2 separate regions of the Homo sapiens genome follow, and region 2 is linked to region 1. Evidence: read pairs that join two places in POLR2A ChIA-PET (ENCODE). Cell type or tissue: endothelial cell of umbilical vein. All regions are shown on one strand.

Evidence for each region. ChIA-PET counts read pairs that join two places held together with the same protein. Peaks named below come from ENCODE experiments on the same cell type or tissue, not always from the same donor. Only the 100,000 strongest peaks of a DNase experiment are listed, where the experiment ranks them.
Region 2: POLR2A ChIA-PET joins it to region 1 with 5 read pairs; 5 of 35 experiments call an interaction of 5 or more read pairs at or near these places.

Annotation. Positions count from the first base shown.
Region 1 is chr7:133,336,055-133,338,554 of GRCh38, reverse strand. The region is part of intron 5 of EXOC4 (exocyst complex component 4); the gene reads right to left. Among named protein-coding and RNA genes, the nearest start is that of MIR6133, 46 kb to the right of the region's middle. In endothelial cell of umbilical vein, no CTCF peak of the experiment used is centred here; no DNase peak of the experiment used is centred here.
Region 2 is chr7:133,266,922-133,269,421 of GRCh38, reverse strand. All of the region lies in intron 1 of EXOC4 (exocyst complex component 4), which reads right to left. Among named protein-coding and RNA genes, the nearest start is that of EXOC4, 15 kb to the right of the region's middle. In endothelial cell of umbilical vein, no CTCF peak of the experiment used is centred here; a DNase peak (open chromatin) is centred at 961.

The DNA.
Region 1 (2,500 bases):
GTGGCGCAATCTCGGCTCACTGCAAGCTCCGCTTCCCGGGTTCACGCCATTCTCCTGCCTCAGCCTCCCGAGTAGCTGGGACTACAGGCGCCCGCCACCGCGCCCGGCTAATTTTTTGTATTTTTAGTAGAGACGGGGTTTCACCTTGTTAGCCAGGATGGTCTCGATCTCCTGACCTCATGATCCACCCGCCTCGGCCTCCCAAAGTGCTGGGATTACAGGCGTGAGCCACCGCGCCCGGCTGAAATAAAAAATTTTTAAAAATAAAATGATAATGAAAACTACATATTAGTGTATATGAGGTATATTCAAAGCAGTGATGAATGAAAACTTTGTATCACTAAACATTTTTACCAGTAAAATGAAAGAATTAAATACATGATTTAAATATCTAGCTCGAAATTTTTTAAGAGTAACAAACCAAAAGAAAGCATAAAGACAGAAATAATGATAAAAGCAGAAAGTAATGAGACAGAGAACAGAAAACTAGTAGAACTGATCAATAAATCAAAATCCTAGTTATTTCCTTAAAAAAAAAAAAAAGAAAGAAAACCTAACAAAATAGACAAACTGCTAGCTACTTTCACAAAGAGAGATAATACAAACATAGAAAATAAGAAATGGGCTCAGCATGGTGGCTCAATGCTGTAAACCCAGCACTTTGGGAAGCCAAGGCAGGTGGATTACTTGAATCCAGGAGTTTGAGACCAGCCTAGGAAATATAAGGAGACCCTGTTTCTATAAAAAATGCAAAAATTAGCCAAGCATGATGGCACACACCTAGTCCCAGCTACTTGGGAGGCTGAGGTGGGAGGATCAACTAAGCCTGGAAGGTTGAGACTGCAGTAAGCCAAGATCGCGCCACTGTACTCCAGCCTGGGCGACAGAGCAAGACTCCAAAAAAAAAAAAAAAAAAAGGGAAGGAAGGAAGGAAAATAAAATAAGAAATGACAAAAAGGAAATACAAGAAAAATTTTAAAGCCATAAGAAAATGCTTTGTAGATCTCTATATAAATAAAATTGAAAAATTAGATGAAATGAGTAATTTCCTAAGGAAATACAGATGTTAATTACATCTCACTAGAGACAAAAATGCTTAAAAAGACCAATTTTGTATAGGAAAAAACACAGAAAAAATTATAAGAAAAAAAGTGAAAATGTTGAACAGTACCAAACACAAATGGTTTCACAGAAAAATTCCCAGACTCCAAATAGTCCCAATGCTCCATAAATTGTTCCAAGTCTTGAAAATGAAGGAAACTTTCTACTTGCTTTTATAAAGCAAATTATTACACTGAAACCAAAATGTGGTAAGGTTTAGACTACACAATATCATTCATATAATATCACTTGTAAACATCAATGCAAAAATACTAAATAAAATATTAACAAATAGAATTCAACACAACATTGACAAAACAATACACCACAGTCAAGAGAGATTTATTTCAAGAGTGAAAAATTGTCTAAATACTAAGAAATCTATTAATATAGCATATTGATACATTTAAAAATAAAACATGGCCAGGAGTGGTGGCTCACACCTGTAATCCCAACACTTTGGGAGGCTGAGGAGGGTGGATCACGAGGTCAGGAGATCAAGACAATCCTGCCCAACATAGTGAAACCCCGTCTCTACTAAAAAACACAAAAATTAGCTAGGCATGGTGGCGTGTGCCTGTAGTCCCAGCTACTCTGGAGGCTGAGGCTGGAGAATTGCTTGAACCCGGGAGGCGGAGGTTGCAGTGAGCCAAGATGGTGCCACTGCACTCCAGCCTGGCGACAGAGCAAGACTCCATCTCTAAGTAAAATAAAATAAAATAAAATAAATAAAATAAAATAAAATAAAATAAAATAAAATAAATAAAATAAAAATGAAACAAAACAGAAAAATTGAAAAAAATACATAATTCACCAAAATAACTAAAAATAAACCTTAAACATACCAGAAATTGTTCAAATTTTATACATAATTATAGAAATGAAAATTAAACAACACTGATAACATTTTTTACTTCTCAGATTGGCAAGAATTGTAAAATGAAAACACATTCTGTTGGGAAGGCTGTGGGGAAACAGGCACTGTGATGTACTGGTGGTGGGAATGCAGACTGGTACTACTTTCTCTTTGGGGGGAGAATTTGGCAAGATGTAATAAAACTATATATGAGCATAGACCCTGACCTTATACCATACACAAAAAGTAACCCAAAATGGATCAAGACCTAAACATAAGGCCTAAAACTATAAAACTCTCAGAAGAAAACACAGGGGGGTAGGCCTCACAACATTGGATTTGGCAAGGATTTCCAGGATATGACAGAAAAAGCACAGACAACAAAAGTAAAACTAGACTACACGAAAATTCAAAACTTCTGTGCATCAATGGACATAGTCAACAGAGCTAAAAGGCAACCTATGAAATGGAAGAAAATATTTGAAAATCACACATCTGAAAATGTGTTAATATACAGAATATATAAAGAGCCTCTGCCACTCA
Region 2 (2,500 bases), 69 kb after region 1:
GATAAGGAATCAGAGGCTCACAGAGGTAAAGTAAAATATACACATGCACATAGTTAATATCAGAGTTGAAATTAAAGCTAAGTATATTTGACTCCAAAATCCATGCTCTTTCTACTATACATGTTACAAAATCCTATCTTTCCTGCCTTCAACTCCTGAGCTGCAGGACACATACTCTCATCAAGCCACAGTTCATATGTAAAGAGAACAGCAGACAGTTAGGGATGGAAAGAGAGCACCAAGCAGCTTTTTTAGTAATAACAGTCTTGAATCTGGGCAAGATTTAAAAGCATGAGCTAAATAAAAGACATGATCAAAGGACAAATGGCATAAAGTTGCCAACCCAAGATGTATTCAAGTTATTGAATCACTCTAGATTTTTTTTTCCATTCCTATTCTCAAAATGATTATGACTTATAAATTATTGTCAAGTTCATGGAGGAACATAAAAGAATAAACTAGATTCCAGTTAAGCTGGTCACAAAGACATTTCTGGATCATTAAGAATTTTTCATTAAGACAGCTCTGATATTTTGCATGATGAATTACATCTTAACCATGACTAATTAATTCCCAGGAAGGAATTTATTTACCTAAAGGGCTAAAAGGACCACGGTACACATGTAAAGCTACTGTTAACAACATCTAGTAGGAACAAATATGTTATTAAGTTCTAGTGGATTCACAACCATGAGCTCCAAGTGAGTCCCATAAACAAGCATTAAAACCCAGGGTAAATAACTGGAGATCTAAAACTGAATTTGTCTGTTTCCCATTTTCATACTAGCCTCTGTATTTCAGTGTAGACGATCAAATGTTTTGAAAGGAAAATAATCAGTCACCATCACTGGTTCCTTCTGTGGAGCAATTTTGCTTTCACTTTGGTCTTAATAGAGTAATGGAGTCCGGACAGGAGAAAATACATAAAAGTCAGTATTGTTCTTAAAGACAAAAGAAAGATCAAATAAAGGAAAAAGCACACCTGTGAAAATAAGGTCAGTCACCAAAAGTGATTCATCACTCAAGTGGAATAAAAGGATGCAAAAAGAAAAACCCAAATCTAGAATACTACCATTAGGAATACACCAAGAAAGTCTCTTACTACCTCATCAACTATATCAAACAAGAGCCATCCACATACACATTAAAGGAACACAGGCTCTGGAATTTTAAAACACCCAGATTCAAACGGAGCTCTGCAACTTTCAAGTTGCTTGACCTTTGGTAAGTGACTTAACTTTTCTGGGTCTGTTTTTTTCTTTGTAAAACAGGTAAGACAATAAGAATACCCGCCTTGCCAGGATATTGTTAGGACTGGAGAAATGTGTGAATGTGCTTTGAAAATATAAAGTGTGACGGAAGTGTTGTCTGATATATTATTGGGAACAAAATAAATAATCTATGAATCACAACATTGTTAGCCCAAATCCCCTAAAGCCTATCCCTTTCTAAAGTTCCTGAGGATATTTATTTCTGAACTGAGATCAGACCTTTTCTCTATATTCTTACAGTGCCTGGTACATTAAGTGCTTAGTAAAAGCTAAGTAATGAGCAGCAGTGCGATGCAGGATCTAGAGAGGTCATGGAGGACAGTTCCCAGCCTTAAGAAACAATTGCAACTAAATTGTCTCACATGAAATGCATGCTCAAAAATCTGTAGAAAAGAACAAATAGTTGCTCGTGACCCTATTTAATTCACTTATTCATTCAACAAATATTCACTAAGTATCTATTACTTACCAGGCACAGTTCTAAGGGCCTAGAGATACATAACAGCAATGAACAAAACCAATCCCTCCCTCATGAAGCTTATGTTCTAGTGAGGGGAGCTGGGAGGTAACAGCTACGCAAAAGCCAAGACAGGCAAGGAGGAAGGAGGCTACTTCACATAAGGAGGCCAGGGAGGGCCTCTCGGATAAAGATGGCATTTGAATACAGCTTACTAGAAAGTGAGAGAGAAAGGGCACTATCTGGGAAGCTGATTCCAGAGAGAACAGACCCTGAAACAGGGTGTGTTTAGCCTGCTCAAGGAACATGGAATGGCAAGGAGGTCAATGTGGCTTTAGAGACTTGAGAAAGAGTGACAGTGACAGGAAATGAATCAAGGAGAAAACTGGGAGCCAGACCAGGCCCAACTTTGTGAGCTTTTACTCTGAGTGTTCTATGAAACTACTCGGGGAAGAGCACCCAGCCAAAGCCTGATAACCTTTCAACCAGTATTTAATTGTGAAACTGAGTAACAATATCTACATTCAAGTTTCATTTTAATTATATCCCACCTCTTCCCAAAAAAGATGTGAGATGGCTTGTGCAAGAATATAAACAATAAAAAGTAAAATACAAATGAGAAAGTGGGACTAAAGAGATGCAGGGCTAAACACCACCAAATAAATGTAAAAGACAACTATGCAGATCATATGGGCAAGCAAAGTTAATATGAAGTGAGCCCCCAAACTAAATCTGAGCTTCCTAGCAGCCCAGGCAAAAGGAGACACATCAC